Linked DNA regions of Homo sapiens: region 2 is linked to region 1. Evidence: read pairs that join two places in POLR2A ChIA-PET (ENCODE). Cell type or tissue: Panc1. All regions are shown on one strand. Each heading gives the region's core, and the rest is flanking DNA. Links, peaks and the distances in the headings are about the cores only. Region 1 overlaps LRRK1 (leucine rich repeat kinase 1). Region 2 holds the start of ALDH1A3 (aldehyde dehydrogenase 1 family member A3).

The links. ChIA-PET counts read pairs that join two places held together with the same protein. Peaks named below come from ENCODE experiments on the same cell type or tissue, not always from the same donor. Only the 100,000 strongest peaks of a DNase experiment are listed, where the experiment ranks them.
Region 2: POLR2A ChIA-PET joins it to region 1 with 7 read pairs; 1 of 35 experiments calls an interaction of 5 or more read pairs at or near these places.

The regions. Positions count from the first base shown.
Region 1 is chr15:100,934,836-100,947,569 of GRCh38, forward strand. The region is part of intron 2 of LRRK1 (leucine rich repeat kinase 1); the gene reads left to right. Among named protein-coding and RNA genes, the nearest start is that of LRRK1, 22 kb to the left of the region's middle. RefSeq lists enhancers at 6,703-6,842, 6,883-7,032. In Panc1, for the core only: no CTCF peak of the experiment used is centred there; no DNase peak of the experiment used is centred there; H3K27ac peaks cover 7,308 bases.
Region 2 is chr15:100,873,817-100,890,273 of GRCh38, forward strand. ALDH1A3 (aldehyde dehydrogenase 1 family member A3) reads left to right here and starts at 6,015. Exons shown (of 13, transcript NM_000693.4): 1 at 6,015-6,190; 2 at 11,451-11,555; 3 at 13,756-13,896. The coding sequence starts at 6,092. LOC124903575 (collagen alpha-1(I) chain-like) reads right to left here and starts at 5,987. Exons shown (of 1, transcript XM_047433433.1): 1 at 5,130-5,987. The coding sequence starts at 5,987. The coding sequence ends at 5,205. It overlaps GCAWKR (gastric cancer associated WDR5 and KAT2A binding lncRNA), which reads left to right. Exons shown (of 4, transcript NR_160703.1): 4 at 7-3,062. RefSeq lists a silencer at 5,936-6,055 and an enhancer at 6,547-7,061. In Panc1, for the core only: no CTCF peak of the experiment used is centred there; no DNase peak of the experiment used is centred there; H3K4me3 peaks cover 3,916 bases; H3K27ac peaks cover 3,778 bases.

The DNA of each region.
Region 1 (12,734 bases), core at 4,247-12,246:
AAACCAGAGAGTGATGCTCAATGAAGCATTAGAGTAAGATCATGTACAAAAGAGGCACAGTGTGGCCATTTTGATTTATTATTAGGTAAGACATTGATGTTGAATCTCAGGTCTGCTCAGTTGACCAGAAGGAGGCAGCCACAGGAAGGCTGGGAAGAAGAGGGTTTATTGAACATACTGAAAATAACAGAGAATGATCTGCTCAGCCCTCCCTCTTGTGCCTGGTCTTAGTCCTACACTCCAGGCTATGTCAGAGCCTGCTATGGTCAGGGCTCTGGGAAGCCAGGAAAATGTCCTCATGATGTTTCTATTCCAGCAGGGGAAACACAGTAAATAAACCTGCACTCTACTGTCAGGAGTGAACAGGGCCATGACAGAAATCAACCAGGTTGCAGGGATGGAGAGTGACAGGCATAGGGCACTACTGCTGGTCAGAGATCAGGGAAGGTGTCTGGGGGGAGGTGGCATTTACACAGAATGAAGTGAATGGAATCAGGTCAGTCCTGTAAAGGAGCTGGGGAAATGGTGCTCCTGGCAAGGCATCAGTGAGTGCAAAGGCTGGGCAGCGGGAATGAGCTCGGTAGGTTTGACTGACCGCAAGATGGCCTGTGCAGTTGGGGCAGAGTGAGAGAAGCACCAAATGGGGCTGGAGAGGTAAAGCCTTCACAGCAGGAGTGTAGATTTTGTTCCAAGGCTGATGGACACATCTGAGGAGCTGCATGGTTTTATTTAGGGAATTAGAAGGCTATTGCCAGAGCCCTGGAGAGAAGGCACCAGGAGGGCCAGGATGGTGGGGTAGCAGTGGGAGGAAGAGAATGCACTGGGAATAGGTCTCAAAATAAAGCTATCAGGACTTGTGTGGGTATCCACACACAAGTATGTAACAAACCACCCTATCACTTGCTGGCTTAAAAGAACAACGAATGATCATTTCCCAGGTTTCTGTGGGTCAGGAATCTAGGCAGGGCCCAGCTGGTGGTTCTTCTTGCTTCACTCCCATGTCTGGCCCCTCCGTGCTCCTCCACATGACTTCTCTCTCTTCCACACACCTTCTCATCCACCGCATGTCTAGCCCAAGCTTCTTTACAGCCTACTGCCGAATTCTTGGAGTTTAGCAGCAGAAGCCTCTAGGCCTCCCAAGGCATAGGCCTAGACCTGGTACAGCATCACTTCGGCCACTACCTGTGGGTCAAAACAAGTCAAAGGCCAGTCCAGATTTAGGCCGGCACAGGAAATAGACTCTACCTCCTGGTGAGAGGAGCAGGCTTTGATACGGGTTAGGTGAGTGACGAGTAAAGGAAGGAGGGATCAAAGATGTACCCATCACTCAGATTTAACCAACATTCGTTATTTTGTCATTTTTGCTACAAAGAAAATATTTTAAGAAGTCAAACCTTACAGGTACAGCCAGAACGCCTTTGGATCTCTCCCTGATCACTGCTCTCCTTCAACTCCAGGGGTAGCCATTATTCTGAAGTTAGTCTGAACCCTTTATGGCTGTATGTGTGTGTGTGTCTGTAAATACATGGTATCATTTCTGCCTTGCCAGGTGGATTCCCCCTGGGCTACCATCTATTGCGCAGGGGTTGGCATGAACTCCACAATGTCATCCACTGAGATTAGGGAATAGGCTTTATTAAGAGAAAGAAAATCACAAAGCCTGAATCTGCAAGATGGCATGGCATGTGGCCCCCAGCCTCTCCTTTAACAAGAAGCTATGCCAGGGCATCTACTGGATAGGGCTGGATGGGGCTGGGTTCTACTCCAGCCAAGGGTCCAGCCTGGGTCTTCCCTCTCAGAGCCCAGCCTGTCAATAGCATGCTAGCTGTGGGTGCTGGCTGCTTCTATGGGGCAACTTGGGGTCTGTGGGATGTGCAGTCCTCTATGATGAGCCACTAGACCCATGGGAAACTGAGCTTGGGTGCTATCACTTCAGCTGGGAGAAGGAGGCATCTCAGCTGGCTCATTGTCCAGCTGTGGTAGGGATGGGGTAACCAGAGTCCTGTTTTGTCAATCCTGCTCCTTTCAGAACAGTTTCCATACTAAAAATGTTGGATTAAATATTTTCATACTATGCCAGTCTTTTTGCATCTTGCTTCTTCAACCAACATAAGTTTGATAATATAAGTATGTCCTATATTTTCCAAGAAGCAGAATACATCACTTTGCCTATAAAACCATACAGGCCTGGTGCTTTTTAATGGGTAGATGTCTCACTATTGATTCTCTGTCTTTAAAGGTTATAGGTTTATGTAAATGTTCTATTTCTTCTTGAGTTATTTTATGCAATACAATTTTTAGATAGTTATCCATTTAATCTAGATTTTCGAATATTTTAGCATGAAGTTGATAATGGTTCAGGATTTTAAAATATATTTTTAAACTATCTTATTCATTTTTAATAGATGAATCATATACTTACACACAATTTAAAAGAAGTACAAAAGGGAATACAATAAAAAGTACCCATTCCCGCCCCCTACCCAAACTTACTACCAATTGCCGTCTCTTCCAAAGAATCAGGGCTACTATTTAGTTCCCCTTTTTTATTGGCCTCAGAAACCACAGTTTTTAGGCCTGGACTCAAAATGGCACATTTTTCTCTTTTCATAAGTCTTTAGCTACGTGGAACTTTAAAATGTTATATTTTTGTCTTAGATTTCTTTTTTTAAAATGTTTATTTATTTATTTATTATTTTATTTTATTTATTTATTTTGAGGCGGAGTCTCACTCTGTCCCCCAGGCTGGAGTGCAGTGGCGCGATCTCAGCTCACTGCAAGCTCTGCCTCCCAGGTTGATGCCATTCTCCTGCCTCCACCTCCCAAGCAGCTGGGACTACAGGCGCCCGCCACCACGCCCGGCTAATTTTTTTGTATTTTTAGTAGAGACGGGGTTTCACCGTGTTAGCCAGGATGGTCTCGATCTCCTGACCTCGTGATCCGCCCGTCTCGGCCTCCCAAAGTGCTGGGATTACCGGCGTGAGCCACTGCGCCCAGCCTATTTATTTCTTTATTTATTTACTTACTTACTTAGAGACAGGGTCTCACTCTGTCACCCAAGCAGGAGTGCAGTGGCGACCTCTCGGCTCACTACAGCCTTGACAGCCTGGGCTTTAGCGATCCTCCTACCTCATCCTCCTAAGTAGCTGGGACTACAGGCGCACACCACCATGCTTGGCTAATTTTTGTATTTTTTTTTTTTTTGTAGAGATGGGGGTTCACCATGTTGCCCAGGTTGGTCTCGAACTCCTGAGCTCAAGCAATCCACTTGCCTCAGCCTCCCAAGGTGCTGGGATTACAGATGTGAGCCACCACACCCGGCCACTTTTTAAAATTTTTTATTACAGAAACTTTTGAACACAGTACACAAGTAGAGAGAATATTAAAATGCACCCCTTTGTACCCATTACCCAATTTCAGTAATTATCACACATGGGCAATCTTTTTTTTAACCCTCTTGTTTTTAGTTGACATGTAATAATTGTGCTTGTCTATGGGATACAGAGTGATACTTGGATACATGTATACAATGTGTAATGATCAAATAAGGATAATTAGCATATCTATCACCGCAAACATTTTTCATTTCTTGGTGTTGGGAACATGCAAAAGCCACTCTTCTAGCTTTTTGAAAACAGACCACAAACTATTGTTAACTCGATTCCCCCTCCAGTGCTCTGGTGCACTGGAACTTACTCCTCCCATGCAGGTAACCCACCTTCTGCCATCCTCCCTCCTTCCCCCACATGGCCAATCTGCATCCATGTAAACCCCCTTCTCTCTCTTTCCAGATGATTTAGAACCCAATTCCATACTTATAGCTTAAGAAGTCTAGAAAAGAAAAAACAAAATACATTTAACATACGTTTAAATGTATGTTTAAAAGTGTATGTTAATGTATGCCCACAATAGCATGCTGTTGACAGGCTAGGCTTCTGAGAGGGGAGACCCAGGCTGGACCCTTGGCTGGAGAGGGCCGGGTGTGGTGGCTCATGCCTGTAATCCTAGGACTTTAGGAGGCTGAGGTGGGTGGATCACCTGAGGTCAGGAGTTTGGGACCAACCTGACTAACATGGAGAAACCCCATCTCTACTAAAAATACAAAAAACTAGCGAGGCATGGTGGCGGGCACCTGTAATCCCAGCTACTCGGGAGACTGAGACAGGAGAATCGCTTGAACCCAGGAGATGGACGTTACAGTGAGCCCAGATCATGCCATTGCACTCCAGCCTGGGCAACAAGAGTGAAACTCCATCTCAAAATAAATAAAAAAGTCAAAATATCAAATATCTAGTCAGTGTTCAAATGTCCTGCATTGTCTCTGTTTTTATCACTGGTTTGTTTGGGGCAGGTTTGTTGAGTCAGTGCCCTTGCATGCTGGGACATGGGACAGTACAGTTCCTAAGTCTCTTAATTTCTATCTTTCTCCCTCAATTTCTTTTTCATTGCAGTTTCTTTTGTTGATAAAGCCATATTGTTTGTCCTTTGCAATTTTCCACAGTCTGGATTTTTGGCAATTGCATTTCTATGTGTGGCCTGACATGTTCCCACCTTCCCTATGTTTTTGTAGATCCAGAGGCCTGATTAGATTTAGTAAGATGTTTTGGCAAAAATGCCCAATAGATGGTGGGTTCTTCCTCCTGCATCACCTAGTCACAGAATGTCTAATTGTCTCTCTCTGATGTTTAGAGTTTTTTAATGATTTTCAGTGGTGTCAGCGCAATCACTCTTTATAAACGTCCTAATGGTTTTTCGACTTTTCACACAATGGTTTTATCAGTCATTGATGGTTGCTTAGATCAATTATTTAATTTGAGGTTGCAAAGTGGTGTTATTTTAAGTCTATCTTACCTTCTTCATTTATCAGCTGAAAGTGATCTCTAAAGAAGAAATTTCTTCCATTAACTCTGTGGTACCCTGAGTTACAGTTTGTACAGCAAAGTCGGGGTAAATAGTTGGGTTTTTTTCTCTTAGTTTTCTTATTCATTCTACTGAAAATAAGTCAATTCCCTAGCACCTTTTGAAGGCGGCCAATGAAGGTGGGGTTTTTTTTCCTTAGTATCATTATGAACTCATGAATTTTAATTTATTTGATTCTTGATGCTAACGCTGTTCCTCTTTTGCCAGTAGGCCCCCTGAGTAGGTTCCTCTATCTTTTGGCATGACCCCAGAAGTCTTTGATAACTTCCTTGCTTTCTGATGTGACAAGACATCCAGGGCCAGATTGTCCATATCCTGCCCCGGATGCACGATGCACTGTTTCTCCAAGAATCCCTGTGTCCTTTGCTGATGATGCCATGATTTTAAGTTCTCTAATATAGTTTTATCTCTTTGTTTCAGATAATGCTTTTGTGTTCTCACATGTCCTGCTCTCTCTCTCTCTCTCATTTTGTTGTTGATCAGTCTTTCCATAAGATTGTTTATTTCACTAGTCCTTCATTCTTCTTTTTTCTAAATTTACTCTTCTTGACTAGTATCCTGTCACTTCTGAGGACTCATATTTTTGCAACTTGAAAATTATTCTTATTTATTTAAGTATATGTTTCTGAAACTCTCATTAGACACATTTTGAAAAACTTCAAAAAATATCTTCAATGTCTCTCACTCTTTTATCTCTGCTCCCGGCCTCCTTGTCTTTTGGTGCTGCATCCTCCTCTTGGTCTTCCAGATTCCTGATTTGTCCTTCAACGGTGTCTCTGCTCTGCAGCTCACCCACTGTGCTTCACAGTGCAACTCTTCTCGTTTTAATTCCCAAGAGTTTTAGTTGATTCTTGTTTGTGGATGCTGCATCCTCCTGTTTCTCTCCAAGACATCAGTAATATTTATTCTGAATTCATTCTCGCTCTGCTAACATTAATTCTGTGTAGAGAGGGGCCCTGGAGGTGCTGGAAAGCTGGAGCCTGAGATTCTGCTTAGGGAAGCTCCCATGCTAACTCAGTCTTTTCCTCCAAGATAAGGATGAACAGTTGACAATACCAAGCTGTGTTGTGAATCAGGAAAGCCCAAAGCTGTCTTATCTCAGTGACTGTGTGATTTGTGTAGGTTTGCCCCGAACAGTAATGTGAGGATGCAGCAAGATGTGCAGGCCCTCTGACCTGGCTAGACCCTGCCTTGCAGAGACATTGTCACTGTCAGCTGCTCACTTCCTCCTGGGGACTCTGAGGCCCAAGGGGGACAGTGGTGAAATATGACACAGCTTCTCCCCTAGGTGATCAGACTGCTTCCAATGAGCCTGTGCCCTTGGCTACATAAAGAGGAAACATAAATATTTTCTGTGTGTGTGTGTCTGTGTGTGTCTCTTTGTATGTGTGTCTGTGTGTCTGCATATCTATGTGTGTGTCTGTGTGTCTTTGTGCATGTGTGTTTCTGTGTGTGTCTGTATGTGTCTGTGTGTGTGTCTGTGTGTGTCTGTCTGTGTGTGTGTCTGTGTCTCTGTGTGTGTCCGTGTGTGTGTCTGTGTGTGTCTATGTGTGTGTGTCTGTGTGTGTGTGTCTGTGTCTCTGTGTGTGTCTTTGTGTGTGTGTGTGTGTGCCTGTATGTGTGTGTCTGTGTCTCTGTGTGTGTCTGTGTGTGTCTCTGTGTGTGTGTGTGTCTGTGTGTGTGTGTGTGTCTGTGTGTGTCTATGTCTCTGTGTGTGTGTGTGTGTGTGTGTGTGTGTGTGTGTGTGTAAGGTGGGATGTCTCTTCCTGCTGATCGGTGGCCTGCCTGTGTGCTGGCTTGGTTAGAGGAGTTTCGTGCTTCTCTTTATGGCGCTGCTCTTCCTCAGATGCTTGCGGGTGCCTGGGTGGATGCTGACTGTTCTGCTCGGGATTCCCCGTAGCTGTCTGTGAACACAGCATTTGTCACAATAGCCTGCGAAGAGGAGGGCCAGGGGACTGTAGCAGGCTGCCTTGGGGACATCCAGAGCATGGCTTCCGGGTGGTGGGCTCCGTGTGCCTCCTGGGAGTTGCCCAGCACACTTTCTCTTTAGCCCACATCGAGTGTAGACCCATCAGTCCCAGGCTGCCTGGCACAAGCTGGAGAGGGGCCAGATCCACAGGAGTCTGCCCACTATGGCTCCCCACTCCTCCCAGTCGCCCTGCTGGTGACCTGGGGACCCTCTTGCTTCCCATGTCCCCCAGCAGCCTCGGAGCTCTCCCAAGCCTTCTCCACCTCACGCACAGTGGATTCCGGTCTTCTCAGGTCACTTCTTTTCCCATGCTAATAAGGCTTGTTGATATTTGTAATAATTTCTAAGGATTTGGAGCAGGAGGTGGTGGCTGCAGCCGGGCTCAGCCTACTGTCTTGATCTCATCTTCCAGCGTCTCCTGGGCATCTCCAAGGTGTGCACTTGCAGGAAATACTGAGTGAGAATGTCAAGAACCGGCTCTACAGTCGGAAGGAACCGGGTTCAAATCCTGATGCTTCCACAGCTAGTCCTATCTGTGACAGGGGCAGGGTTAGAATCTGTTTGCGGAATGGTTAGCACCATACTAAGTGCACATGCTAGGCAGACCCTCAAAAAAAATGGCCTGTTCTTTTTCTCTTTCTCTGTTGGGCAAATTATGTAGCCTCAACTGGACTCTATTTCTATTAGGGAAAATGATAATAATATTACAATGATTAAAAAGTAGGGTCCTTACAAAATGGTGAGTCCGATTTTATTTGGCTCTAAGCTAGAGAAGGCATGGCTCACAGTTATGGAAGACATGGATTTAAAATGTGGCCAGTCTTCATTTCCAAATGTGTGTACACGAAAGTGTGATGACCCTCAAATCTAATCATCAAAATTAAAGCTGTTTAATTAACATTTTAAATTAAAATGTTTCAATTAAAGTCCAAATCTTTCCTTGCCTTATCTTCAGAATGCTTTTTCTTTTCTTTTTTTTCCAAATTACAAAACCTGTATGTCTCACTGAAGAAAACTGGTACAGTGTGAAGTTCGACAATTCACGGAGTAAGCAAGGCTGACGATGGGTGCCCGGAGTCCCCCTCTGGTTCTGTTGGTAGCAGCCTTGGGTCCTCATGAGGCCTCTCTGCTCACAGTGGGCGGGTGGGGTGTGCACTCACCCGGAGACGGCCTCCATGTCCATGCTGAACAACTCCCAGGGTTCTCCATCCGCCAGTGCTTACTGATCAACCCGTAGTGCTGGCCATCCCTTTTCAACAAGTTTGGAAGGTGCTTTTTTCCCGGTTTTCACAGAGTAACTCAGAAGTGACTTAATAAAAATATGCACAAACTGTCTTGGTATGTTCCAAATTGGGATCTTATATAAAGACTCCTGGGCCTAAGGCAACAGTCTATGTAAAGTGAATTATTTCACTTTCTTAAAATAGGGACAAGATGGCCTGCCTTTCCTTCAAGTGTAATTTTAATCTTTCTGTTTTACTCCAAGGGGGTGTAACAGCTTGCTGAGTCATTGTTTTCTGCCTTTTTAATAAAAATTAATTCAGTGATTTAGAGTGGAAATTCTGCCCCCTCCCTTGGGCAAGTCACTGACTCTCTGGGGACCTCTTTCTTTATCTGTAAGCAGAGCTAATACTAGCATCTGATGGGGTTAAATGAATTAACCTAAGTGTTTCCTTTGAATATTTACTCACTGCCTTTACAAAATAATGTTTCTATTCTCACTTTCTCCCCCAAATTTCTACAAAACAACAAATTTCTATCTTTGTTGTTATTGCCATATGATTTCTAAAAATTTAAATAAACAAGCAGTAGCTTTAGGAAGTTACAAAGATAAACTATCAGAAACTTACTGAATTGGATCTTAGATAATGTCCCTTTTTACTTGGTTCTTTTTTTTTTTTTAAGCTAAAAATAAGTTTAGTTCCTCCTCAGTTCTTGGCATTTTTGTGATCATTTGTTTGCAAGTGATCGTATCTTTTTTTTTTTTTTGTCACTCAGGCAGGAGTGCGATGGTGTGATCTCGGCTCACTGCAACATCCGCCTCCTGGGTTCAAGCGATTCTCCTGCCTCAGCCTCCCAAGCAGCTGGGATTACAGGCGCCCACCAGTATGCCCAGCTAATTTTTGTATTTTTGGTAGAGACAGGGTTTCACCATGTTAGTCAGGCTGGTCTCGAACTCCTGACCTCAGGTGACCTGCCCACCTCGGCCTCCCAAAGTGCTGGGATTACAGGTGTGAGCCACCACACCCGGTCGTGATCCCTTATCTTAAATGTTCAGCCTCCAGCCATTCATAATGAATGCCTTGAACACAGGTCAGAGAAAAATCATGAAGCGGGGCTGTTAGTGAGGTTTGGGTGGGCATGGGGCCTCACAGTGGGGCCCAGACATTCTCAGAGTGTTTCAGTTGCTGAGGAATCATGGAGCTTCTTGCTTTAATATCAGGATATTGCTCATGAAAAAAAGGAGGAGACCTATTGTTGTTCAGCCAGAGCTTGTACTAAATGGAAGTAGTTTGCACCATACACAAGCAGGCTTCTCCATCCAGGAAAAAGATCTGTGACTGCAACAACCACAGCGCAGCATTGATCTAACTCAGCTATGCACCAAAAACCCAGCTGCAGAGCAGTGCAGCACCCAGGAAATGTTAACTCTCGCTGCAGACTGAGGATCTTCTCAGAGTTTGTATCTTAGGTCGAAGGGGTGGGGTAGGCAAGCTTTCACTTCTGTTCAGCATTATCTTTTACAAGGATGGGTTTGTGGCATTTGCTTTAACCTTTCGGAGGCTACACTGTAATCACTCACTGGGTTCACCTCAAATCCTCACATGATAGACACCAGCCTACAATTCTACCAGCTACGGAGGACTCCTGATCTTGGCTTTTTTGCTTCTATTTTGTGTGCTTGCTTTTGTGTTTGGAAGGCAGATGGCAGTCCTAGTATTGAGACAAATCAGCTGGAGTCAATTTCTGTTGTTTGAACTTGAGGGTATATATCTCAGCCTGGAAGACATGCAGAGGAAAAGGAAGAAAACATGACCTCATATTTGTTCCCTTGCCAATATGTTAAAACTTTAGTTGTTTGAAAATGTCATACGGTCTTATGGTTCAAAAATCATAAGTATCGATCTACAATCCTGAGATTCTTACATCCTTCCAGAATCTTTTTTATAAGTAAAGAAGCAAAACAAAGATAGAGTCTGATTTTTCCCCTCTTTTACACAAAATGTAGCTGATCGCAGATGCTGTTCTGTGCCTTGCCTGTTTCTTTCACACATTAAGGGTGTCATTGGCCTCCTTTTAGTCAACTGCATAGTGTTCTGTGACATGGATGCAACTCAGTTATACAGGCGGTCTCCTCTTCACGGGCATTTGGGCGATTCCTAACATGTGCTGTAACAAATAATGCCAGATGTCTGTTCCCATGTATAGAAGCTCATCTATACAACACATTCCCAAAGTGATGGGTCACGGGGCATATATGCTTCGAAAAATCTGACAGATGTTGCTAAGCAGCCCTTCAGGAGAGTTTTTCCTGTTTATGCCCCAATCCCTGAAAACATGTGTGCGTGTCTGTTTCCCAGTGGCTGACAAGTATTTATTACCAAATGTTTGCTTTTTCCTAATGTGATATGTGAAAAATGGTACCTCAGCCTAGTTAGAATATGCACTTCTCTTACGATGAGTGTGACCAAGCATGTTTTAGCATGCGTAAGAAGTAGCTATATTTACTTTTTTAAAAACTATCTCTGCAGAGCCTCTTTTTTTTTTTTTTTTTTTTTTTTTTTTTTTGACAGAGTCTTGCTCTGTCACTCAGGCTGGAGTGCAATGGCACAACCTCGGCTCACTGCAACCTCCGCCTCCTGGGTTCAAATGATTATCCTGCCTCAGCCTCCCGAGTAGCTGGGATCACAGGCGCCCACCAACACACTGGCTAATTTTTGTATTTTTAGAAAAGAAGGGGTTTCACCATGTTGGCCAGGCTGGTCTCAAACTCCTAATCTCAGGTGATCCACCTGCCTCGGCTTCCCAAAGTGCTGGGATTACAGGCATGAGCCACAGTGCCCAGCCTTCATATTCTTTATTAATCAATTTTTGAGGAACTCTGATTTTCCTTATCAATTTCTAGGCGCTGTTAGTGTCGGCACGGTATCTATTCGTTGTTAACCTATAATTAGATGCTCTATCAAGATCTATCTAAGAACACAGAAAACTGAAATGAAAACTTTGAATATTCAAAGAGGCTATAGAGGAAATACGCTGCTTTTTTCTCTTAATTATTAAATGAATATGTTAAATATAAAATACTTAGGGGAAATAGCGGTAAATATATCAGGCCTACCTAAGAACACCTTAAACTCTTGACATAAAGGATATTTGAGTAAGAAAAATAACATATCATCTTCTTGTGTAGGAGGACTTAATATTGTAAATATATCAATTCTCCACAAATTGATCCTATCATTTAATGCATTCTCAATTAGAATACAAACAGGATTTCTTTTTGGAACATGGAAAAAGTATAATAAATTTTACCTAGAGAAATAAACCTATGAGAATACAGGAAAGTTCAGGTGGGGAGGGGATGGGGTGAGAGGAGGGGAGGAGATTAGTTGCAGCGTATGCTAAAATTTATTCCAATGCCACCATAATGACTGGGGTTGGAGACTAGCGAGACAATGCACAGAGAAAGCAATGGAACAGTGTGGCAATCTGAAAATAGGCCAAAATGCACATTGATTTTGCCTTGCTAGTTAGAATTATAATTAGTCCAGGAAAGGTTTATTTGGGAATAGCATAGGGGTAACATATTGCTTTCTCACTCCCACTCCAACATCATTTTCAGATGGATCAAATCTATAGCATGGATGCAACTCAGCTATACAGGCAGTCTCCTCTTCACGGGCATTTGGGCGATTCCTAATATGTGCTGTAACAAATAACGCTAGATGTCTTAAGCATAAAAATCAACACCACTAAAAGTCTAGGAAAATGATGAAACTAAACAGTTTTGGAGTAAAGGATATTTTTCTAAGCACAGCACCAAACCTAGACATCATAAATTTAGGAGAACTTGAATGAATGTTGAACAACATACCAATTAGAACTATTCAGTAGCAAAGCCCTTCTTAAGTGCCAGTCAACGAATAGGTAGAAAACTATTTTCAACACAGATTCCAAAGAGCTCTTTTCCTTCATTTGCAAAGAGCATTAACAAAAAGAACATTCCAATTTTCTTTCTTTCTTTTTTCTTTTTCTTTTTTTTTGAGACGGAGTCCTGCTCTGTCACCAGGCTGGAGTGCAGTGTCACGATCTCAGCTCACTGCAACCTCCGCCTCCCAGCTTCAAGCGATTCCTCTGCCTCAGCTGGGATTACAGGCCCGCACCACCATAACTGGCTAATTTTTTTGTATTTTAGTAGAGGCGGGGTTTCACCATGTTGGCCAAGATGGTCTCCATCTCCTGACCTCGTGATCCGCCCGCCTCGGCCTCCCAAAGTGCTGGGATTACAGGTGTGAGCCACCATGCCCAGGCTCCAGTTTTCAAATCAAACAAAACACAGGATTAGGCAGTTTAATTTAGTTAATAGAAAAAAATAGAAACAATTGATAAACATAGAAAATACACTGTGCCCATTCCTATGGAAAGAAATGCAAATGAAAACCAATTATGAGATATCTTATTCTGTTTTACAGATTGGAAAAATCAGAAAGTTTGGTATTATTTAATGTAGTAAGACTATCGTTTTGTTCTACTTTATATATATTTTTTATTCTCAATATTTTAACTCAATATTGGAGTTAATAATTGAGGCTATCTTGAAAAGAACTTATTGAGCAGAAATTGG
Region 2 (16,457 bases), core at 4,329-12,328, 61 kb before region 1:
TTACAGGGGAACCTCAAGAGTGCTGCCTGAGTAACTCTCATTACACAAAGACACAACTGCAAGAGGATCCCCAGGCATTCCCATGAGAACACAGATTCTGACAACCCCTCCATCCCCCACCTTGGTCTCCACCCCAGGACTCACAGCATGGCAAAAATCCAAGGGAAGATTCTTGGGTAACTAATGCTCCTTTACAGGGGGTCCCGGATGAAGGGCAGGGGGAAAGTCTTGTCACTGTGGGGCTAGGATAGATGAACCCAAGAGTGATTTGCCAAACGTGCACATACTCAAATCATTTTTCAAACATTTTGGGTTTGGCAAAATGCATGTTGCTAAGCCCCCTTTCCCGACAGTGGTATACCCATGTGAATTTCAAGGGAAATTCAATGTGTGTGTTTCTGATTCTCTTAGGCTTATCTCAGGACAATTATTTAGCAAGAACCACTTTGTGTCCAAGAATCTTCCTGAACCCTTTCTTTTGTAAGACCCCTTAAACAATTTTCCTTTTAACCAGGAAGTATGTTTTGTCTGGAGTAAATTGAACTGAAACCCCAAGAAGTGTGGTTCAAAATTCAGAATTCTTGAATTTTGAAGGAGATTGGAAAGTCTGCAAACAACTTCTCACATCACTGAGACTTGCCGGTGGTGGTATTGAGGGGTGTGAAGTATTATGAGCAAAATTCACTGATTATATGGAGTGACATTTTGTTTACTTTAAAACAAAGTCTGACTTCTTGCTGCCTGATTTGAGTGCTGGCCTGACCAAGTATCTTCCAGGTCTGGGTGACCCAGGGACTTTTTCAGTCACTCAATCTTTCTGAGTGTTGGTGCCTTCCTCAGTAGATGTGAGGACACAACTAACACCTATGAGCACCAGAGGATGGCAGCTCCACGGGGCTTTTGTACCAAAGAGATTCTCTTCCCTAGTAGGACCTCATCATCCAATGAATCAGTGAGCTTACTCCATTTATTCCATCCCAGAGCTAGTTTTTGTCTTTGTTTTTTAACATACTATAAACCTGAGCACAGCGCATCAAGGTTATTTGATTAAGGTCAAAATAACAGAGATGGTGATAAGAGTTTTATGTCTGTGCTGCTCCGTTTATACAAAAATGAGATCATTATTCCACTTGAGTTAAAATTTTGCTCTTCTTGTCATAGCGATGGCCAACAGCCAGCTATGCTGCTTAGGATTAAGTTGGCCACATATAACAGAAAACCCAAATGGTGGGCTTTAATAATATAGGGATTTTCCTTTTTCTCACATGAAAAAAAAATCCAAGAAAAAATATCCAGGGATGAAGGGCTGGTTCCAGGGCCATCAGGGACCCACGTTCTTCCTAAGTGTCTCTTCCAACTTCCTTACCATGGAACTTGCATTTCAGAATTGCATTATGGTTACATGATGGCTGCTGGAGACCCAGCTCTCATGTCTGTGTTCCAGGCAGCAGAAAGGAAGAAGAGCCTTTCAGCTGACTCAGTCCCATGTAAAGAGTTTCTTTGGTCCTGAACTCCTGGCCTCAAGTGATCCTCCCACTTCGACCTCCCAAAGTGCTGGGATTACAGGCATAAGCCACCATGCCTAAGAGCTTCTTTGGAAGCCCAAACCAAAAACTTCAGCTTATACTTCTGCAAGAGAGGCTGGGAAATATGTTTATCAAAGCCCACTACCACCCTCGATAACATGGGATTCCACTGGCAAGAAAGGAGAGAACTATTGGGTACTCAACCAACTCTCTCGACCTTACCCTCCATGTTCTCTCCTGGCTGGGCCACAACTCTCATCCACTGGAAGACAGACCAAGGGGAAATCTCTGGCAGCTGTGAACTGGCAGGCTGTGTGTGTGTGCATGTGTGTGTGTGCATGTGTGCATGCATGTGTATGTGTGTATGTGTGTGTGCATGTGTGTGTGGCTTCACTGGGGCCTGACCCACAAATACCATGATGTCTCTTTGCTTTTATGTAATGAGTTCTCCGTTGGCTTCTGCCTGGTCCAAGACTGATTTGCCTCAGCCTAACATTGTGTAGTGAAGGCCTTTCCCAGGGCCAGAAAGGACTGGCAGGGCTGGAGAGAAAGCAGCTGGTGGAGCTGTGTGGTGGGCTGGCAGCTCCTTTCTCTTCACCTTGTTTGGGTGTTATCAGCTCCTCTTTCTCCAACCTGGGGTGCTCCTGCCTCGATATCATCAATCACTGATGGAAACTCGCAGGGAAAAGATTTGTTTGTGTGTTCCTTGAGGACAGAACAATGTTGTAGTATTTGATGGGTCTTAATATACGGTGAGCTTCAAAGGTAAGTAGTTGCCTATTCTAGTCAGGTTGAGGCGATACCGAATGACTCACATGAAACATGGAATTGACTTCATTGATACCAGCAAGGAGGTGCTCACAGTGAAGTCAGCCCTCCCTCACCACAGGGGCACATGCCACCCCCATTTTGTAGCCAAAAAACCTGAAGTTAGGTCGCCTCCCTGAGTCACCCAAGCACTGGCCTGAGTGCTGCACAGTGGGGTGACCGGGCTTCCCTACATCAAAGAACTACCCTCAGCCCAGGGGCCTGGCTGTCTAGGAAGGGTTCAGAAGGCACACCCAAGACTCAGGCCCCTGCCTCAACTCCACAACACTGAGGGAGGTGAGTAGACTGGGTGGGAGGGGCAGCTCTGCAGCTGGCCAGAGGCTGCGGGGACACAAGGGGTACTCAGCAGACCTGGGCGTCTCTCCACAAGGCTCAGGTACCAGATCTGAAATAACATGAAACACAGTAGGGGGTTCATCAACGTCATCATCATTATTCACTACGTTTGCTTCAGACCTCAACATCACCCACAGATGATTATGGGTTTAGAAATGGAATGAGGTTGAACTTAGGGGGTGACCACCTGACTTCTGTTTTATCTTTGTCTTTTATTCATGCTTCTTTTTACTGAGTGGTCATCCGCAAACAAGCCTGCAACATGACATGTCTTGGACTCAGCTCATTTGATGCACCAACAAGACAAACAGCAGACAACGGCAGCACCACAGAGCTGGAAACAAAATGAATAAATACTTTTTCACAATGAAATGAGCAGAGGGACTGTTGACTTGGGGGGCTCCCGCAAGCCAGAGACAAGTGGGGGGAACTTGCTGACTTCCAAGAAGAAAAGCCAGCAAAGAGGAACCAGTCTCCAGGAAGAATATGAAAATGAAGAGCTGGTATGTAGGTAGCACTTCTTGAGAGCCTTATCTTGCTTAAGCCTCCCCAAACACTGTAAAGTAAGTGGGAAGGAGATTATGGAAAAGAACACTGAAGTTCAGAGAGATCAATATCCCATCCAAGGGTGCATAGCTGGGACTCAGTTCAGGGATGTGAGCAGAAGGGGCTGGGCCTCTGCCATCTCCGATGCTCAGGCACCTCATCACTGAACCAAACACCCAGCAACCCACTGTGAGCAAAAATAAATCTTCCTCCTTCCCGGCCCCTGTGGTCCCTGCCTCTGAGGCCACAGCTAGGAGATATGGTTCCTAGGAAAGGCACAACGAAAAGGGATACTCCCGCCATTTTTGACCTTCAAAGCCCTTCGTGTCTTCACTATGCCCTATGCAGCCCCAGTGACATGGGACCACCCTGGGTCATAGGTGCTCACCTGCTTGAAAGAATAGGTCAGAGGAATGTCAGAGAAGCCCCTCCTCCCTGCACTGCACCACCCACTCTCACACAGTCTGGCCTTAGTTTCTCGACCGATGGTGATGTCTGGGGCAAGTGTCTGCACGCCTCTGTTTACTCACCCGTAAAATGGGGAGAAGCGCATTTGCCTCCACCCCTCCTGCCGATGGGAGCAGAGGTAGAGCCTGCTTGTCTGGACAAGCCCAGAGCTAGGCCCATCCTCCTGACCTGCTCTCTGGGAGCCACCTACTGTGACAAAGTCTATGGCTGAGTGCTCCAGTCTGATCTCAGGCTCCCAGGATCACGTGGGTATCAAACGGAGGAGCTGCAGGTGAGCCAGTCGGCATCTTTGCAACTGGCTCCTGAGACCAGACGCCTCGGGTCACAAGGATGTCTGAGTGTGAGGTGAGGTGGCTTTCATTCCTGACTTCATAGCCAACAAAGTGGTGACTGTCTATCTTTGACCAAACAGGCTCGACTATCTTCCCTAAAGGAGCAGAGTTCTAAGCTCAACCCCATTTGCCTCCCCCATCAATCCAGCAATTATTTAATTAACACAGTTTCCTCTATAAATTTTATTTCAGATTTTTTTTTAAAATCCTGGCAGTGACATAATTTCAACCATCAAGGACCCCCGATAAAGTCTCAGGATGGGAGTTCAGTTTGTAAAGCATCTCTAGTTGCAGCTTCCTGGGGCCTGCTGCACACACTGGCCTTGGGCCCCTGGCCTCCATCCATGCAGGAGGGGTTTGTCACTACTCCCTGACGGTCCTCTTGGGCTCAGGCACCCAAACGCTAGGGCTCAGCACCCAGCCGGGGGCCGTGGCATAGCACATCTGCCCAGATGTTTTCAGGAGATCTGAGTGGGAGCCATGGGGCCAGCCAAGAGGGCAGGGAGCCCCGGATTTGCAGAAGCAGCTGAGGAAAGAGCTGGCATTGCTCAGACTCGCCAGTGTTAGCCAGCCGATATCGGTCAAGGCTGCCCCGCTCGAGGGTCCATTATCCCCTTTCCCCGGCCTCAGCTGTGCACTCCAGGCCATAACAGCACAAGACCTTTCCACAACCCCAGGGTAAGGGTCAGATGTGGGGTTTCCAAAAGCTTCAAAACTTACCCCTCTATCCAGCTCTATCCAGAAGGACACCAGGGGACAGAGAGATGGACACGGAGGCCTCAAAACAGGAAAATAAGGAGACCCCTCCCCATTGTTGATTACTTGGGGTTACCTACAGAAAGAGATGAACTGAAGGGGCTGAGCCTATCTGAGGATTAAAGCACAGCTTTTGTCAGGAGTCCGTGCCTCCGGTCTTTGTTCCAGCGACCTGAGGAATGGCATGCATCAGAAGCCGCTTCCGTGTCTCAGATGGGGCCTGGGTCAAGTCCTGGGAGTTGATGGAGCGTTTCCCAAATCGCAAAAGGAGAGGAGCTAGACTTACCTCCCCCTCCTGGGAAGTAATGCGCGACAAGAATTTAAACTCTTAAAACGATTAGCAGCAAAGGTCTCATGTGCTTTTTTTTAATTATCATTTTTTAATCGAGGTATAATTTATGCATTTAAAAAATCAGATCAATTGCCCCCCGGGCTCTGGGATGGAAGGCGGTGTGCGCCTGCGAAGGTCAGAGGCCCAGCGGCGCCAGGGCTCCTCGGCGGAGAGCCGCCCGGGTCCGGCGCTTTGCTTTCGCCTTCTGCCCCACCGCGGGCGAAGCCCCAGGGCCCCGGGGAGACTCCAGGCCGGCTGGGCCGGGGTGCGCCCGCCGGCTGTCCGCGCTCGGGCAGGGTGGGGCGCAGCGGGCGTCTGTCCTGCTAGCGGGGATCGGGCGGCTGGACCCAAGAGCAGGGCACGTGCGCAGCGACGCGGGGCGGCCCCGCCAGGAGCCCCGACCCGGGCGCGGCGCAGGGCCCGGCGGAGAGCGCGCATTCCCGAGCGCCGCGAGCCGGCCGAAGTCGGGCGAGCGCGCCGTGCGGCGGCTGGGAGTGGGCTGCATGTGCCGCGCGGGGAGCCCGCCCGACTTCGGGGAGGCAGCGGGGCGCCGTGGCCCCGCGGCTCAGCTCCCTGCCGGGTCGGGTGTCCCAGCCCTGCGACTTCCGGGGCCCGGCGGCTCCTCGGGGAGCTCGTCCACAGGCAGCCTCCGGGGCGAGAGAGCGCGCGGCGCGGGCGCCGGGACGGTCCGCGGCACGCGGGTGGAGCCGCCGGCGCTCGGGCTCCCGCAGGGGCGGCGGGCGGGGCGGGGTGAGGCGGGCCGGCCGCCCTCCCCTCTCCTCCCTCCCGCAGCCCGCCCTCCCTTCCTCCGGTCCCGCAGCCAATTAGGCGGCCCCCTCGGGCGGGAGGCGTGGGGCGCTGCATAAAGCGGCGGGGAGCTGCCACCCCGGGAGCGGGCTGCGCAGTGTCCGGGCCGAGCCGGTGCGCCGCAGACTAGGGCGCCTCGGGCCAGGGAGCGCGGAGGAGCCATGGCCACCGCTAACGGGGCCGTGGAAAACGGGCAGCCGGACAGGAAGCCGCCGGCCCTGCCGCGCCCCATCCGCAACCTGGAGGTCAAGTTCACCAAGGTGAGGCGGGCGCCCCTCCCACCCGACGGCCGCGGGCCCCTGCGCTGGGCAGCCAGACTCGGGGCGGCGGGGGCGAGGGAGCAGCGGGCCGGGGGTCCGCCGGGCGCCGCCGAGACCCGAGCCTCCCTGCCCGGGCGCGGCTCTCCAGAAACCGCACCTTTCGCGGGACGTCTCGGGCGGGATCGCAGGCGGCGGGGCTCGGCGCTGTGAGCCTCGAAGCCGGGAAACCGAGGCCGTCCAGCGCCCGCGCGGGGCCGGGCCGCCCGCATCCCTGCGAGGCCCCGACGTGTCCCTGCGCTGCCCGCTTTGATCGCGAGTGGAGGTGCGCGCCGCGTTGACTCGGAGCGCGCTGGTTTTGGGGAGCTCCCTCCCCAAAAACCCCTGCGATGATTTCCAGGGTGGACGAGTCTGGCTTTGAGAGGGTCGGAGGGTCCGAGAGCGCCAAGAGAGAGTCCGGGAGGCAGATGGCGGAGCTGCAGTTGGAAGACTGGGGAAGCGGGTCCTCCGAGCAAAGCGCAGCGGGCGCCTTCCGTGCTTAGTTTATACCCGGCTCAGCAGCAGAACGAGGAGGAGTAGGAAGGTGCTCGCTTACTGACGAAACCTCCCCGGAGCCCAGAGGTCCCGGTGTTTACACACAAGGCGCGCGCTCCGGAAGGTCGCAGACCTGGGCCTTTGGGAAGCGGTGGGTCGCGAGGCCGCAGAAGCGCACGGTTCTCTGCCTCCTCGCTCTGTGGGCTGGGAGGCTACAGCGTTGGCAGAACGGCGAGATTACCTGCCCGGGGCAGAAAGGAATAAAAGAAGATGGTGAGGCCTCCGAGGCCTCTGAGCTGGGGCTGAGGAGGGCCGAGAGACCCGGGTCCGGGAGCGCGACCCGATGGAGGACACCCCCAGGCTGTCTGGCGTGCGCGTCTGTCGTGGGCCGGTGCTGGGGCACTTTAGAGGCACAGGCCAGGCCGAGAGCCATTGCCTTAACTTTCCCCACCTTTGGCTTCTCTTGATTTTTGCTTTTACCCATAGCCCCCAACTCCAGCTGACACCGCACTTAGAGAATTTCCTCATCCGTTTTACTTTAAGAAGTAGCAATTATCTTTCTCAAAGAATTTTAATCAAGCGGAGAAAGTTGCAGGGCACTATGTGTGGCCTTCAGATTTGGGTCTCTTGGCACTTAATTCCCAATGTCGGCTGAGCCTCTGATCACAAGACATTTAAATTAACTGTTTTCAGAAGGCTCTGTAATCAACAAAGACACGTCGCTGTAAACTAAACGCTGGAAATTATTCTTAATGTAGTTTTATTTGTAATATCAGCTTCAGAGTGAAAATTCCAACACGAATTCTGGGAAGAGTGAAAATGGTACCCGAATTTTGTAAGACCCTAACCCCAGGTGCTTGGCTGCTGCTACTGATGGTTAAGTGGGGAGGTTGTTTGTTTTCTTTTGGTTGTACAGGATTTCAAAATACTGTATATAGAAACCAGACAGTAAATGTATTATGGTCCTTTTACTTTTTATGTTTTTGAGTCCTATCAGCAATCTGACCACATACAAAAAGTTTACCTCTTTCTCTATGATTTTTAGGACACTTTTAAAGTGTAGATGTAGCCCTTATGGAGACCTTAGACAATTCACAGAGCAATGGTTGCCTGTTGTCTTGGTGGGTGCGCAACCTTTGCCAGTTAAAGGGAACCAGTGCAGGAATGAGGCTGAGGGAAGCTGGTGGATCGGCCTGGAGTGCTGGGATCTTGAGTGGTCTCCCAGGCGATAAAGGCCCCAACTGCCTGACACCGGCTGCTGGCTCCTCACCCGTTGGGGGACTGTGCTGCTGCCTGCTCTGTCCTGGCTCCTGGCCCATCTCTGCAGAGACCTCCCCATAGCAGTTGTGGACCCAGGCAGCTTGTGTGGCTGAGGGTGGCCAACCAGTGCCCTGGCACAGTCCTCAGGGAGACTGGACTGGAGAGGCGGCCGAGAGTGAGGCCACCAAGAGTGCCTGCCGAGGGAAGGAGCGGGATAAACTGAAGTGCAGGACTGAGGCCCAGAGTGGGCGAGTGGCCCGGCAGGTGGGTGGCCTGGCAGGAGAGCAGACGGTGGAGCATGGGAGCCAGCAGTGGTCTGCTATTTTCCAAAATTGACTCATGGTGCTTCTCGATAATGGGGCACACACCAGAGTTGGTCCATCTGAGCCCTAGCCCCGGCAGTGCCATTTCCCAGGGTGGTCCAACTTTCAGGATGACTTTGTCAAAGCCCCTTCATTTGTCCTCACATGTTAACATTTCATTCTCTAGGGTCATGCTGTGTGATTCTGGAGAGCTGAGAGCCCCTCCAGGGTCCCCACACAGATCTCAGAGGATAGAAGTCCCTTCTAATTTAGAGGGCCTCTTTCTTTCCTTATAAAATTTCTTCCAGTAGCAGGGATTCTCTTCAAAGTTTTCTGATTTTTAAAACACCGGTTTTTATTATCTCTCTTATGAAAAATAAAATTCCCCCAAATCTCCTTTTCTGAAAACATATTCTTTTTGAGTTTAGCTGAGTGGCCTGTTGTCAGATGGAAGTTACGGGAAATCGGCATCAATAGGATTCACTTGTATGACTGTCATCTTCACCTCTGCCTGAGACACCTTACAGCTCCGTCCTGCTTCCATGTCATTCTGTTCCTTTTGTAAAATGTGAACCAGGTCTACAGCTCAATGTAGCTTAATGCTATACCTCTATAAGGTTTGTTGTATGCTAATCCACAAATCAAAGACAACAATTCCTTCTAGACCCTTTACCCTGATTTGGAGTTCAAAACAATACAGCCAGCATAATCAGTAGACCATATTTATATACCCTTTCCTTATATTTGTGCTTTTGTTTTGTTTTAATGGAGAGAAAAATCAACAGTAGAAACCACTTACAAGATTACTTACTACTGTAGTGTGGTATAAAGTAAAAGATTTTACAAAATTAAAAACATAGTGATGGGAAAATATGGTTAGAGTCAAACAGTCTGATTTTTTTTTAAGGTTGCTGGTTACAGATCAATGTCATGAACAAACAGTAATTTTTTTTGGAGGAGCATGCTTGGAGATGAAGTATAGCAGTATAGCAGACATCCGATCATTGTAATCTGTTTTCAGCCCCCTTATTTATATTCTCTTCTGCCACCTTCTCATTTTCCCTCCCCCTTGGAGTTGATACCAGGAAGGACCTAGAATCAGCAATTTTCACTGACAGTCTCTATTATCTAACCCACGAAATTTCATCTTTCTACAAATGGGCCCCTCTTCCTGGCTGCACTTTCCTCCCCGCACTAACTTAACTCTTCTTCCTCAGTTATTAATTTCTCGCTGTTACCAAGTGATGACTTGCTGGATGGCAAAAGTGAACTCTTGGATTTAGTTTCAGCTGGAAGAATAAACCTGTAATTGTAGCCTGGCCTTTTCCTGGTGCGCTTCCCTGGGGGCCTGGCCTCACATTGGAGACGCTAAGCTTCCAGAAGCCAGACAGGCAAATCCCAATGGTGACCGATGCTCTCAGTTCTGGATTCCAAACTGGGGGGCAGCTGGTCTCTGCTCACCTGCCCAGCCAGAGTCTGCCTCCTGTGCTTGGTCCCCAACCGACTCAGACCAGGCTTCCTCACTATGAGCTTCAGAGGTTTTTGTGGGTTTTTTTTTTTTTTAACATTCTATCAACTTTTAAGTTCTGGGGTACATGTGCAGGATGTGCAGGTTTGTTACATAGGTAAACATGTGCCATGGTGGTTTGCTGCATGGATCAACCCATCACCCAGGTATTAAGCCGGAGCTGTGGAGTTTATACAGGAAGCCCAATACAGAGAATGTAACCAAGACTCATGCTTAGGAGATGGCTGCCCTCTCTCATCTGTCATCACTGGGGAGTCAAATGTTTCAAATGAATCAATTTCACAATAATTGAAATTAGCCCTTGAGGGACGCAATTCTTCCTTTAAACAATTCAAAAAGAAGCAAAGTAAAGCTATGTATACCACATGCAGATAGATGTAAAAACGGAACCTGATGAACTAATTCTGTACTCAGAAATTACTGACGGCATTTTACTTGAGAGACATGCGTGTCAGCCATTTCTGCCACGGGGGTTCTTCTGATGCTGTGATAGGCTGTGATGAGGAAGCCATTCCAAGTTGGTGTAGCAGGAGTTTGTGTGTCTTCTGGCTGGGCAGCCGGGGACCTCCGTGCTGTCGGAATGTGTTTTGTATATTGTCTGTCATGTCTCTTCCTAGTTTTTTCCAAAAGCCCTCTCTTTTAATATGACATTAATAAGACAATTAGAACTTAGTGTAAACTAACAGTAAATAGTACATATGTTTCAGTGCATGGACTTCGTATGTTCTTCTTAGTCTGCTCATGATGTCTTTTGTCAAAAAAACTTTCATTCTCATCTGCATTCTGGATCATTGAGGTTCCCAGAAAAGTGATTTCTGCGGGTTATATAAACAGTTATTTGCGACATCTCTTAATGTAACCTGGAAAGTTTCTAACCCAGACATTTAACTTTGTACTTCAACGCTGGTTTATTATCAAGCTTCGGAGGTTTTTCTGGGTTTTTTTTTTTTTTTGACATTTTATCAACTTTTATTTTAAGTTCTAGGGTACATGTGCAGGATGTGCAGGTCTGTGACATAGGTAAACATGCGCCATGGTGGTTTGCTATGAAAATACACATTTTAAGGGGAATGTGCTGGGGAGGGACATGCTGATGTGCATTGGTGAAAACTGAAGGGCGATGGTGAGATCCTCCTCAAAGTGAGCTCCTTGGCAATCAATCTTGCTGAGTGTTGCCACTGAAAGGAGAAAGGGAGTGCTCGGTGCGTCCTTACCCTTCAGGGGCAGGCGGACTGCTTGGGACTTTTATGTATATAAACCTATTGACTCTTCCCCCAAAGTCTATTGGGGTATGAGATTCCATTCACAGCCTCTATTTAACCATTTAACTTAGCCATTCCTCTGTGAATCCATGTTATTGCTGAAGATAATAATAATAATTTAGAAAAAAATCTCTAAGTGACTATAGTTTTATTTGACCAAAACTTGAATTTCGAGTCTGTCCTAGTTGATCTGTTGGTCATGCAGTCCTGGGACTCTGTTCCCCTCCGGGTCTCATCTATAAGATGTCGAAGGGGAGAGGGAAGCAGCAGAGAGGAAGGTGGACAAGATGGATAAGACGTCACCTAAGGTCCTTAGCATGTTGAAATTATATGATTTTGATCTAAACCTAATTGGTTACACTTCCTTTCCTGGTTAGATATTTATCAACAATGAATGGCACGAATCCAAGAGTGGGAAAAAGTTTGCTACATGTAACCCTTCAACTCGGGAGCAAATATGTGAAGTGGAAGAAGGAGATAAGGTAAATACTTAAAATAAATTTGCTCTAAGTAATTCAATTATGGATGACCAAAGGATAAGGAAACGGTTCGGCTTAGCTATAAGACAGAACTGGCCTATCCTGGGGGCAGGGCCTGGGCTAGCTGCGTGAATTGGCATGTGGTTCTCAGACGTGTGGCACAGAATGGCATCAATTACCGATGATCCTCTGCAGAGAATCATTCTCCCTTGATAGATGTTTCTCCTACTATGAGGATGACCTCAGCTATCCTCATCATATGGCTAAAGGAAAGGTTTTCTTTTTTCTTTTTTTTTTTTTTTTATCAATTATTTGGACCTGGAGGCATTAAAGAATCTTTCCAGAAAGCATTTCCCGCTGGTGTGTTTCACGAAATGAAGCTTTCTGGCAGAAGACACTTTAGAAAAAAATAGACACTTTGAAGGAAAAAAAATAGTTGCTACCCGGGTGATGCGGGGATAGTTAACAATGTAACCACCAGATTTCTTTTCTCCTAGAAATTTACATGAGCATGGAAAGCGGTAACCTTTATCACTCTATTTGCAAGTGCAAGGTCTATATAGTAATACAGAAGCTAAGGGACTTCCGAATGTGTCCTTTATACATTGCAAGGCCATCAAATCTATTCTGAATGTCAGTGCAGAGGTAAAGCCCTTCCACTGAGGGCAGGGAGATGTAAATGTTTCCTTAGCTGCTGGAGTGCTGGACTGATGTTCTTGGTCAGCAAACTGATGACGTTGGAAGTGGATGCAGTGAAGGGCGTGTGCAGAGTAGGCTTGGATTTTATCTTGCCCATGAGTTTTTGTGACAGACGTGCAAATGCACACTGGCCCCACCTATACAGACCCCCCTCTGTGTGGCACCTCATGACAGTTAGGCTCTGCTAACAAAGAAAGTGGCACAGAGGAGCTCATAGAAAAATGTGAGGGCATTGGGGGGAAGCCATGACATGGAATGGGGTTTCCACTAGGAGACTCCCAAGTGCCCCGTACAGGTGCTAGGAGGAGAACGAGACCCTTGCCCTGGGCCTTGATTTCTCCCTTGGTCTGAGTGACTGTTCTGAGCCAGAGGCCACCACACCCTCTGCAGCTGGAAAGGTCCTGGCCTCCACCCCAGAGCCTGGGAGAAGAAATTCAGTGTCCCACATCTCCCCTGCCAAGCTTCTGCTCACCCCCAAGCCAGCTCTGGACACACAGAGACTCGGTAGAGTCACTCCTGACTGGTGTCCCACATCCACTCCCTGCTGTACCTTCCTAGAAAGAGAGAGGCATGGAGGGGCCTTCGAGATGAATGTGGCCCATTTTCCTGAGAAAAAGAGACAGTGACACTACTCTAAATGGCCCTCACTTCTTTCCTTTTAGAAAGAAGGTTCCGTTGTGATTATTCTATCAGTGCACAAAAGATCCAGTTCTGCTCCCATGGGGTGGGTGAGGCTGAAGGGAGAAAAACGGCCTTCATGCTCCTCCCTGTCTGCGAACTGTTCCACGATGGTCAGTTCTGCAATCCAGAAAGGAAGGAATTTCCCCATTCTCACTCTTGGACCACAAGTTCCCAGCTGGGATCAAATGCCAGGCAGACACTTCCCACCTGATCTGTGAACAGCAGGCTCGTGTGCGTTCACACTGAGGCAGCCAGTGGAAAGTCCTTCCGTACTTGGGTCCCTGAGAAAAATACTCTTTAGGAAATATTTTTAAATGCTTTTTATAATCAGAAACAAACATTGGTATTTGGCCACTGTAGAAATATTAAGATGTAAAGAAGAAAAAAAATCACTTGAACGCTCCCAGCCATTCAAGTGATTGAAAAACATGCTGCTGCTTGCAGCCTGTCTGCCAGCGGGACAATCTGCTGTTCTCTATAACTGATGGCCGTGGTCCCAAACTGCAGTCACGTCAAAAGATGACACCCAAACTGCAGTCACCTCAAAAGATGACACCCAAACTGCAGTCACGTCAAAAGATGACACCCAAACTGCAGTCACCTCAAAAGATGACACCCAAACTGCAGTCACCTCAAAAGATGACACCGAAACTGCAGTCACTTCAAAAGATGACACCCAAACTGCAGTCACGTCAAAAGATGACACCCAAACTGCAGTCACCTCAAAAGATGACACCCAAACTTCAGTCACGTCAAAAGATGACACCCAAACTGCAGTCACGTCAAAAGATGACAGTCTCTCTCTGTTGTTCTGGTCGCTCAGCCCGACGTGGACAAGGCTGTGGAGGCTGCACAGGTTGCCTTCCAGAGGGGCTCGCCATGGCGCCGGCTGGATGCCCTGAGTCGTGGGCGGCTGCTGCACCAGCTGGCTGACCTGGTGGAGAGGGACCGCGCCACCTTGGCCGTGAGTACATGCACTTGGGGGCCGGTGGGGGATGAGCCAGCCTCACTGAGGGTCCTGTCCACCATGGGGTATGGGAAAAAAGATCACGGTCCTGGTTTTGTGTGGTCGTGGGTCTGTTCCATCCTCTGAGACACGGCTCTCTGGCAATACTTGCAGGTGTTAATGCCTCTAGACTGAATCCCTTTCATTTTGAAGTCAGACTTTTGTCCTCTGCAGCTCAGCTTCTTGACCAAGTTGTTGTCTATAGGCAGTTGAGCTACATCAGTGGTCTCAGACTTGGGGCACTCACAGATTGGTGACCATGAGCTGGGCCATATCCTGGTACCACCTGTGTGTTTATGTACTTAACTTTTTTCTTTTTTGTATAAACTTCCTTTTATTTATTTTATTTTATTTATTTTTTTGAGACAGAGTCTCCCTCTGTCACCCAGGCTGGAGTGCAGTGGCGCGATCTCGGCTCACTGCAGCCTCTGCCTCCCAGGTTAAAATGATTCTCTTGCCTCAGCCTCCTGAGTAGCTGGGACTACAGGTGCCTGCCACCATGCCCGGCTAATTTTTATATTTGTAACAGAGACAGGGTTTCATCATGTTGGCCAGGTCTTGAACTCCTGGTCTCGAACTCCTGGCCTCAGGTGATCTACCGGCCTTGGCCTCCCAAAGTGCTGGGATTACAGATGTGAGCCACTGCACCCAGCCTTAACTCCCTTTTAAACTTAAGTTTAATCTCATCCTAAGAAACAATATTCATGAAATCACAGGTTTGATGTGCTAATTTTATTTTTCTAATACTTACCAAAATAAATGCCACCACTTAACATAGAAAAAATTGTTCCCATGTGACCTAAAATCATTCCTCAGTCACCCCTGAACTGGCTAGTAGCGAGCATATGTGGAGCGGTGGTGAGGGCAGGATAGCCTGGTTATAGGAAACCTCAGAATAGGAAAGACCTGGGTTCAAATCCCCACTCTGCCACTTACTAGCTGTGTGACTTTGGACAAGTTGTGAAACCTCTCTGAGATTTATTTCTTCATGTAAAATGTCACCGATAATGATAACTCAGTGGTGTAAGAATGATCTATTTAAGATTCTAGGCAGAGTCCCTGGCAGGCAGTAAGCACTAAATAGATGACAGCTATCATTAATAATAGCAGTTATCATAATGAGGTCATGTGAAGACCCATTTTCTAACCTCACCTACATGCACTGCTGGCCAGTAATTTCTAGATACCCTAGGTGGGGATATTGATGGAGCATACCCCATGAGGCTGAGCTGCCAAGGCATTCATCAGTTGTAAGTCCATTTTTTAGCAGGATCCTCAGACCCTCCTCTGGTCATGAGGGAGTGATCAGAGGACATCTCAGGGCCACGTTGGGCCATGAGGTCCTTTGCATCCTGTCCTTGCCCATCTCAGCCTCTTGTTTTTAAAAGTTGTTCCAAACCTTGAGGCCCGGTTGTAGGGGAGGAGATCTCCTTTCTGGCCTTTGATTTGGAAAAATGGTTTTTCTGATGTCGGGAACAAGCAGTAGGGTAGCCACTGTTTAAAGGAGGGTGTCAGCCAGGACACGGAAATTGCTGTTGCCCCTGAATGTGTTTCTCAGGGTGGAGGAACTCTCAGGCCGTACTCTTGGGTGCATTTCCCTAAGGGTGCATCCACACAGAAACTCGAGCTCCCCTTCCTTCCTTCCCAGTCAGCCCGGCCAGTCCACATGTTCCCCGGGTGAGAGTAGCTCCCTCCCAGGGTAAGCGCTTCTCTCTGAGGAGCCTCTGGTTTCTTCCTGCAACGTAAGCCAGCGTCAACCCTCAAGCTGCCAAACTGGCTTTTTCAAAAACATTTCTGTTTTCACCCGGCATGAGCTCATCGGTCGGCAATGTCCGTGTGGACTAATAGCAGGCTAGAGAGGATGTGCCCTGGGCACCCCCCGCCCTGAACCCTGTCCTTAAGTGTCAGTATCATCTTAGGAGCAGAGGCTACAAAGCCACCTTCATCTTCAGGCTGCCCCATTGTCCTGGCACGACTGTGTTTTGATAGCAGACAGCTTTGGAGGATCTCAGAATGCAAACCCAGCAAATCACTTCTGCCACTGGCACCTCGCAGCCCACGAGAAATAAGATCCAGCTCTTTGCCACAACATGAAAGGGACAAGAGAATTACTGGCAAACACGGTTTTTAAAACTCCAACCACATCACAGGAGAGCGCCCCTTGCTCTCCACCTCGATATGGTTTCCGTGCATGTTCATGGAGCGTGTTCTCTTGCCGGCTCAGTGGTTTGACAGAGCTGGGTGTTTATTTCTGTGCTCAGTGTCTGGAAACAGATGTGGGGGATCCAGCGGCCCCTGGATGGCTTTCCTTTGCTGGGGCACCCAGGCCCCAACTCTGCTCTTTGGGCGCTCATTTTGGGAGCTCCCAAACGGAAGCCCTCCCTATCCACTCTCCTTTTCACCCCAAGTGCCATTTCTGGGTCCTCTCGTTGTAAGCCCTGCCGTGCTGTTTTCCTGGCACTTCCCGTCATTCTTTAGTATCTGAGGGTTCTGATGTGTTAATTTCTCAGGAGGCACAT